Regions from separate parts of the Homo sapiens genome. Here region 2 is linked to region 1. Evidence: read pairs that join two places in POLR2A ChIA-PET (ENCODE). Cell type or tissue: OCI-LY7. All regions are shown on one strand. Links, peaks and the distances in the headings refer to the core of each region. The heading gives the core; the rest is flanking DNA.

Region 1 (4,503 bases), core at 240-4,239:
TATGTCTCAGAGAGGTATTAACCCCTCACAGCATCTCATCCTCACCCCTCTGCACTACTGTAAAATCTAGGTGGTCAAGTCTCAGCGCATTCTACTGGGCCAGGTTTCCTAGAAGTGGAACTCCAAAAGGGGACCAAGATCACAGCTTCCCAGATGTGACCCTCTACCTGCATCTCCCTGAAGCTGGAGCAGTGGTCATGGGAGGTGAGAGCATGGCAGAGGTCACCATATATCAGAGGGGTCAGCATGGCCCCCTCTCATGGGACACAGCTGCCCTTACATGGACTACATTCCCCCATTTCTCACATCTCGATGTGGTGGTGGCCTAGTTCTCATAGATGGAACATGAGTGGAAGTGATGTGTCACTTTCAGGCACCTCTCCCTCAGTCTGTCTCCCCATTCACCATCAGAATGGAATCCACTCCCAGTGTGGCAGAGGAGAAGACAGTTCTTGATGATCAAAGAAGCCTGGATCCCTGAGTCAGCTTGAAAGTGAGCCACCCGGCCGGGCGCGGTGGCTCACGCCTGTAATCCCAGCACTTTGGGAGGCCAAGGCAGGCAGACCACGAGGTCAGGAGATCAAGACCATCCTAGCTAACATGGTGAAACCCCGTCTCTACTAAAAATACAAAAGATTAGCCAGGGGTGGTGGCACGCGCCTGTAGTCCCAGTTACTCGGGAGGCTGAGGCAGGACAATTGCTTGAACCCAGGAGGCGGAGGTTGCAGTGAGCTAAGATCACACCACTGCACTCTACCCTGGGTGACAGAGCCAGACTCCATCTCAGAAAAAAAAAAAAAAGTGAGCCACCCAATCCAAATAGGACTTTGACATGGTGAGCAAGAAATGAACTTCTATCCTATTGGGACCACTGAACATTTTGACTTGGGTTGTTGCAGCAGCCGGTGCTCCCATAGGAAAGGTTGCCTCCCTCCTCCCATTACCTCTCTCAACCTCTCAGCCTCCCCGCCCATCTCCTTGGACACACTCTCTGTCTCCCCTATGGCTGCCAGGCCCCCAGCCCAGCCTTAGGCCAGTTCCCTGGTAGACCCTGGTAGCTTCATTCCCCCTGACTTTAATATGCTTTTTTTTTTTTTTTTTTGAGATGCAGTCTTGCTTTGTCACCCAGGCTGGAGTGCAGTGGCATGATCTCGGCTCACTGTAACCTCTGCCTCCCAAGTTCAAGTGATTCTCATGTCTCAGGCTCCCGAGTAGCTGGGATTACAAGCACCCACCACCATGCCTGGCTAATGTTTGTACTTTTAGTAGAGACAGGGTTTTGCCATGTTGGCCAGGCTGGTCTCGAATTCCTGACTTCAAGTGACGCATCCACCTCAGCCTCCCAAAATGTTGGGATTGCAGACATGAGCCACCATACCTGGCCTTTAATCGGCTTTAATGGGTTAGGTTTTCCCCTATAACAGTGAGAAGGTCTAAGGTTCAGGTGTTGAGGGTAAACAGACTGGGTCTCACGCTAGCCCCTATGTGAGGGCCCAGGAGGGACATTCGGCTTGGCCCTCATGTTAATGAAGGGCCTCAAACTTAGACCCTGCTGTTATCTCTGATAAGATTACACATACAGTCACAGCAGTACTCTGACAGGATGGGGAGAAGAAGACATTCACCAGATGGGTATCATTTGTCCCATGACTGGACCATGAAGCCTACGGCATGTTCTGAATTCATTTTATTTTTATAAACCCTGTAATTATTCTGTGCTGAGTACAGTTATATTGCATTGCAATTTCTATGGGAACAGTGGTAGTTCATTAAATGCTGACATTTGAGACATCCTAAAATGGCTGATAACTGTATTTGGCATTTCTTCATTTTTTTTATATATGTGGAGCTTCAATAAATGCAAGTGGTCTAGCCTTCCTTGACCTCTGAGAGGCCCTGGTCTCATATCCTGCTTTGTTTTAAGGTTATTTGGGCCTAAGTAACTTAGGGAAATGGTGCCTTCCACCTCATCTAGCCCAGGGTCTGGATTGAAAGCCCCAGCTTTGTATTTTTTCCTTTATGCATATCTTTCTCTCAGGGCCCCTACAGGGAGGGGGGCTATAATCTAGGAAATATTTAGGGATTCCTGGATTTTCTGCCCAAAATGCTACCTTAATGCCATCATAAGAGCTCCCGATCTCACCCCAGGCCCTGACCCTGGCCTGCCTCTCGTGCCTTGATCACGCCCGGGTCTCCATCCTGAGCCCCTGCCTCACCTCCTTGTGGAGCACCATGTTGCACATGCACTCGGTGGCCGCCTGCCGCAGCTGATCATGATTCTCAAACATGTAGTTCTCGATGTCTGGCAAGGCCCTCTCCTTAAAGATCTTCTGCCTAGGGTAGGAGGGTGGAGGAAGAAAGACCCTTGAGTCTTCTGCCGTGACCATAGGGGTTTTCTGGCCACCCAGGGACCATTCTTCCATTCTGGTGCTGTCCTTCCCACATCCTCAGCCAGCATGGTTTATGTGGCATCACACTGCCCCCAGCTCTAGGAGGGGCACCATGGGCCTCAACTAAATTGTATAGCATGGCATCCTGGCCACAGCAGTGGGTTCTGGATATCACCCAACTGGAGAGCCTCTGTATTATTGCAGTAAAGAAATTCTCTCTCTCTCTCTCTCTCTCTCTCTCTCTCTCTCATCCTGGATGTAGATCCAAGAAGATGTGAAGGCCAGAACTGCCCTTATAACCATGAGAGAGCAGAAAAGCCCATTGAGAATTAAAGCAATACAGAAAGGAGAGGAGAGACAGAGAGAACAGGAACCTAAGGCAGCTTTGTAAGCCCTGCATCAAGCCACACCTGAATCTTGTTACCCCAGACTTTTTATCTACATGAGCCAATAAATTTCCTTTATGCTTAGGCCTATTATAGTTAAGTTTTCTGCTACTGGCAACCAAAAGAATCCCAACCCAGTACATGCTGACATACTCCTGCTTCCAAAGAGGAATACATTTTATCCCACTATCCACCTGGATATCTTTTTTTTTTTAATACTTTAAGTTCTAGGGTACATGTGCACAACGTGCAGGTTTGTTACATAGGTATACATGTGCGTGCCATGTTGGCTTGCTGCGCCCATCAACTCGTCATTTACATTAGGGTATTTCTCCTAATGTTATCCCTCCCCCAGCTCCCCACCCCCAACAGGCCCCGGTGTGTGATGTTCCCCGCCCTGTGTCCATGTGTTCTCATTGTTCAACTCCCACCTACGAGTGAGAACATGCGGTGTTTGGTTTTCTGTCCTTGTGGTAGTTTGCTCAGAATGATGGTTTCCAGTTTCATCTATGTCCCTGCAAAGGACATGAACTCATCCTTTTTTATGGCTGCATAGTATTCCATGGTGCATATGTGTCACATTTTCTTAATCCAATCTATCATTGATGGACATTTGGGTTGGTTCCAAGTCTTTGCTATTGTGAATAGTGCCACAATAAACATACGTGTGCATGTGTCTTTATAGTAGCATGATTTATAGTCCTTTGGGTATATACCCAGCAATGGGATTGCTGGGTCAAATGTTATTTCTAGTTCTAGATCCTTGAGAGCCAAATCATGAGTGAACTCCCATTCACAACTGCTACCAACAGAATAAAATACCTAGGAATCCAATTTACAAGGGATGTGAAGGACCTCTTCAAGGAGAACTACAAACCACTGCTCAACAAAATAAAAGAGGACACAAACAAATGGAAGAACATTCCATGCTCATGGATTGGAAGAATCAATATCATGAAAATGGCCATACTGCCCAAGATAGTTTATGGATTCAATGCCATTCCCATGAAGCTACCAATGACTTTCTTCACAGAATTGGAAAAAACTACTTTAAAGTTCATATGGAACCAAGAAAGAGCAGGCATAGCCAAGACAACCCTAAGCAAAAAGAACAAAGCTGGAGGCATCATCAGGGTCAGGTATCACGCTACCTGACTTCAAACTATACTACAAGGCTACAGTAACCAAAACAGCATGGTACTGGTACCAAAACAGATATATAGACCAATGGAACAGAACAGAGGCCTCAGAAATAACACCACACATCTACAACCATCTGATCTTTGACAAACCTGACAAAAACAAGAAATGATGAAAGGATTCCCTATTTAATAAATAGTGCTGGGAAAACTAGCTAGCCATATGTAGAAAGCTGAAACTGGATCCCTTCCTTACACCTTATACAAAAATTAACTCAAGATGGATTAAAGACTTAAATGTAAGATCTAAAACCATAAAAACCCTAGAAGAAAACCTAGGCAATACCATTCAGGACATAGGCATGGGCAAAGACTTCATGACTAAAACACCAAAAGCAATGGCAACAAAAGCCAAAATTGACAAATGGGATCTAATTAAACTAAAGAGCTTCTGCACAGCAAAAGAAACTATCATCAGAATGAACAGGCAACCTACAGAATGGGAGAAAATTTTTGCAATCTACCCATCTGAAAAAGGGCTAATATCCAGAATCTACAAAGAACTTAAACAAATTTACAAGAAAAAAA
Region 2 (4,246 bases), core at 247-4,246, 190 kb before region 1:
GCTCCTGCTGCAACAAGTGCAGTTATTACCAATGATGGAATAGGAATAAATCTTGCACAGACTGCTGGAAATGTTTTTCTAAAACAAGGTTCAGAACTGCGGATTATTCCTAGAGATCATGTTGGAAGTTGTTAATATCTGCTACTTGGAACATACGATTGCCTTTCAGAATAAATATTGGTATTTTTTGTTGTTGTAAAATTGAAATCAGGCATTTAACATACTATGAAAACACTAAGAGTCAATGAATAATGAAAGGTGACTCATCTGTCCCTTTTTGTTGTTCATACTCTTCATATGAAGAGGGAATGCATAAGAATTAAGGCTACTACTGTCACAGAAGATCATAGTCTTTGCTACCTCACAACACAAATAGGTAGTTCATTGGGGGGAAATGAATTAGCCAACTGTGTTAACTGCAAGGTTCTGATAATTTTTTTTTTGAGAACAATTTGGAACATTAAAATTTACTGAATCTTATATATTCATCTGACTTAAAAATATACAAAGAATTACGGATCCTGGATGGCAATTTGCTTGATAGCATCTGATTTGCAGACTCATAGTTTGATTTTTAATTAAATATATAGGTTATGATGAAGTCAATAGACATATCAGTGAACAATTAACTATATTAAATTTTTATCATTTACTTTTTCTAAGATTAAAACCTCATGTATTATATAAATTTCAGTTTAGTATCCACAAAAAAATTAAAATAATAATGTAACTCTTATGTGTATAAATTGATGTCTCATACCAGGTTTTAATGTTGGACTTGCAGAATCCAATATTTGTAATGGTGGGAATTCACAATACAGTAGAAGCATCCTTTGCTGAGTTATAGATTCCTTTATCAATCTCTTTTGATACAACTTTTAAAACAAGTATCTTCAAGAAACCATTGGTGTTTTGAGGATAATATTTCTAAATAGCATTCAGGAAGAGAATATTATTGCACAGAAGATCTGATGATCAAAAAAAAAAAAAAGCTCAAGGAGATGCAGATTGAAAGTGCTGACAAGTTATATTTATTGAAGATCCAACTTTTAAGGAAGTGCTAAGATTAGTCACTCATGTGAATAAGAAGCCAGGAAAGGAAAGATGGGGAAACCTAGATGACCAGGCTTCTGTTAAGGAGGAAAGCAACGGAGGAAAACAGTGAAGGGGAACAGAAAAGTGTAGCAAAGTGTTACAGAAAAGCCAACTGGATAGACAACACTGCAGAAGGTAGAGGTTGGGGAGAACTGAAAGGGAAAACAAAATACTTGACATAGTCTTAAGTAGTAGAAGGCAATTAGAGAAAACTAAGTATCTACTGGCCTTGTCAACATACAGACTTCAAAATACCCCTTATGAGAATCCAAAGAATGATGTGTGTAAGGGAAGATTTTATGTGCCCTTCCAGAAGAAATCAGTATCTATGTAAATCTTGAAAGATGAAATCAAAGCTCATAATGATTCAGAATCAGTGCTTGCCCTGCTGTATTCTGTCTGAACGGTGAACTCTGGAAGCAGGGATTGTGTCTGTCTGGCTCTTTTTAGAGCTGGAAATGTAGTGGCTTTCATTAAATACTTGCTGTGAAGTCTCTCTAAGACCAATTATTATCTTAGCATGTTTCAGTATCTTCTCTGTTATAGGCTCTAGGTTCATTGGGGAAAAAGATATAAGAAAATTCAACAGACTCAGCATTTGAAGTGTGCCATTGGTAGTTGTTTATGAAGTTACCAGATATTCATATATGTGACAAATGAACAGCAGGATTATGAATTATCAAAGGAAAAGACATTTGCTGAGGTGAAAAACTCTGGTGTTTGAGGAAGTTTTTATTTTTATAAAATAAAAATATTTTAAAATTTTAAAATCTTATAAATAAAATCTTTAAAATATTATAAAATAAAAATATTTAAAATATTTTATTTTAAAATCTGATGTTCAAACGCCCGTTTCTTACAATAACTATTGAGCCTCAGTTAACCAGAAATTTGTGAACATCCATTTCCTGACTTTTTGCTTTAAATTTTTTCTCCACTGTTTCTAGCACAAAAGTTTGCCTGCTGTGTTGCAGAAATAAATTTATGTTGTCCTCTGCCATAAAGTGATATATTTAATATTTTTATTCTTTGTTTTTGAAAATTATATTGTAAGTTCCTAAAAACATTTTATTAAACAATTAGACATTTTGTTATTAAATAAATGTGATCTGTAATTTCTTTGTGCAGAATGATTTGAAGTATTGTATTTAGTTTACATGCATTGTGGGTTCATAATTAATATCCAATGAAAATACATTTTGTTATATTGTAAAAAAAGAATAATTTTAACAGTAAAAAAGAGATTTTTTATATTTATCTGCATATTTACTATCTTCTGTGCTCTTCATTCTTTTTTGTAGATCTGAGTTTCATTCAGGTATCATTTTCCTTCCAGCTAAAGAACTTCCTTTAATATTTTTTCATAAGAAAGATCGGCTGGTGACAAATTCCCTCAGATTTTCAGATTTCCTTTTTTTTTTTTTTTGTCTGAAGTCATTACTTTGCCTCCATTTAGGTAGGCCTTTTTTGTGGTTGTTATAGGATTCTAGGTTGACAATCTTTTAGCACGTTATAGATGCATGGTTCTGGATTTGGTACAGGTTTGCACAGACTCTCTGTAAACATGTTAAAGAAAAATGGAGAAGCTGCAACATGAGAATACGAAGATTTACTGAAATGAAAAGGTGGTCATTGAAAGAAAGTGGGTTATGAAACAGCATGAACATTATGACCTCATTTTAACAAACGTGCGTAACATACACATAAGTGTAATATGTATGTACATGTATCCATACACACATTGTATATGTATAATGAAATCCGTTTTATTTTCTTACTTTCGCTTTCACTGGAGCCTGTATTAATCAGTGCGGCATTAACCGCTGCTCCCACCCTCGGGCCACTCCGCATCAGTGAGAAGTGGGCCTCCGACAGAGCCGCCCGGGCCTAGGGTTCCGCAAGGCTGGCAGCACGGAGCCCGGCCAAGGGCGAGCGCTCCGCCAAGGATGGGGAGTTGGCCAAAGACAGGAGGATTACAAAATCCAAACACTCGGACAGAATCCTGGCGGGTGCTAAAGACTGCAGCGGGGCAGAAAAGCAGAACGCTGGCAGGTTTTTTTCATATCACTAGCAGCGTGACGGTTACCGGGGTTGACCAAGCACAGCGCACCGGCCGCCGTTAAATCCCACTCTGGCTCGGGGTCTGCGGAGCCTGCCTCAGCCGCAGGCTCCATAAACCCAGCCAGGAACCAAGCGCGGCCCAATCTGCACATCTGCCGCATTTTGGCAAGGGGTCCGGGGTCTGGAACAGAAGCGGAGGCCCAAATTCTTGCCTCGGTCTCCAAGACCCACTTTCTGGGGCGATGGAGAGAGAAGCCCAGCTTGGGATCTGGGCAAGTCGAGCGGGTTGGAAGGGGAAAGCTCTGGCGAGAGCTCAGCTGGACTCTCCGAGGGGTATCTGGAAGGTGGGACCGCAGGCACCGGGAGAGAAGAGGGTGCGAGGAAGGAAACGGCCACCCCGTTGGGAGCGCAGGAGCCGACAGCTGCTTGGGCCTGGGAAGTTCTTCTCTTTCTTCATAATCTTTATTCTTTGTTTTGCTGTAATCCAGATAGATGAATAGATAGATGATAGGGAGGGAGAGATGGATGGAGGGAGCGAGGAGACGGAGGAAGGGTGGGAAGAAGGGGGAGGAAAAAATCCCCAAATTCCCGGAAACTAAGAACTACGTGGCAACAGTCAGAAGGGTGGGAGCTTCTAGGCAATTTAACGCGGCAGAGTTCGCGGGCTTAGCAGACCCGCCCATTGGCTCTTGCATCTCCTGCGTGGGATGTGCGTGGGATGGCGCCAACCCGCTAGTATATAAGGACTCGACCTGGGCGCCTCCAGGGAAACGCTAAGGGGGCTTCGGAAGCGCTGGAGCTTGAGAGGTCAGAGAGGGTCCTTGCCCCCAGCCTGGGACTCCGGAGTTGCGTTTCTACCCGTGCTTCAGGGTCTAGCCCAGCCGAATCCGCGTCGGGCTGTAACTCGAGTGCCAGGTTCGAGAAGGGAGCAGCACCCTTCCCACCCCACCCCAGCCAGGGTGTGGGGTGTGGGGAGGGGCTGGAGGGGTGCGGAGGGGCTGGGGGTGGAGTGGAGTGGGGGTATCTGTGCTTTTCTCCCCTGTCCGGGGGCCCAGCTAGTTTGCTCAGCAGGTTCCCTAAAAAGCGGACT

The links. ChIA-PET counts read pairs that join two places held together with the same protein. Peaks named below come from ENCODE experiments on the same cell type or tissue, not always from the same donor. Only the 100,000 strongest peaks of a DNase experiment are listed, where the experiment ranks them.
Region 2: POLR2A ChIA-PET joins it to region 1 with 7 read pairs; 5 of 35 experiments call an interaction of 5 or more read pairs at or near these places.

The regions. Positions count from the first base shown.
Region 1 is chr17:35,178,390-35,182,892 of GRCh38, reverse strand. It overlaps UNC45B (unc-45 myosin chaperone B), which reads right to left. Exons shown (of 20, transcript NM_001267052.2): 18 at 2,217-2,334. Among named protein-coding and RNA genes, the nearest start is that of SLC35G3, 14 kb to the left of the region's middle. In OCI-LY7, for the core only: no CTCF peak of the experiment used is centred there; no DNase peak of the experiment used is centred there.
Region 2 is chr17:35,373,299-35,377,544 of GRCh38, reverse strand. SLFN11 (schlafen family member 11) reads left to right here and starts at 3,924. Exons shown (of 7, transcript NM_001376007.1): 1 at 3,924-4,071. LOC105371933 (a long non-coding RNA gene) reads right to left here. Exons shown (of 2, transcript NR_171638.1): 2 at 2,690-3,633. It also overlaps the pseudogene UFM1P2. RefSeq lists enhancers at 2,997-3,096, 3,767-3,816, 3,907-3,956. In OCI-LY7, for the core only: no CTCF peak of the experiment used is centred there; no DNase peak of the experiment used is centred there; H3K4me3 peaks cover 801 bases.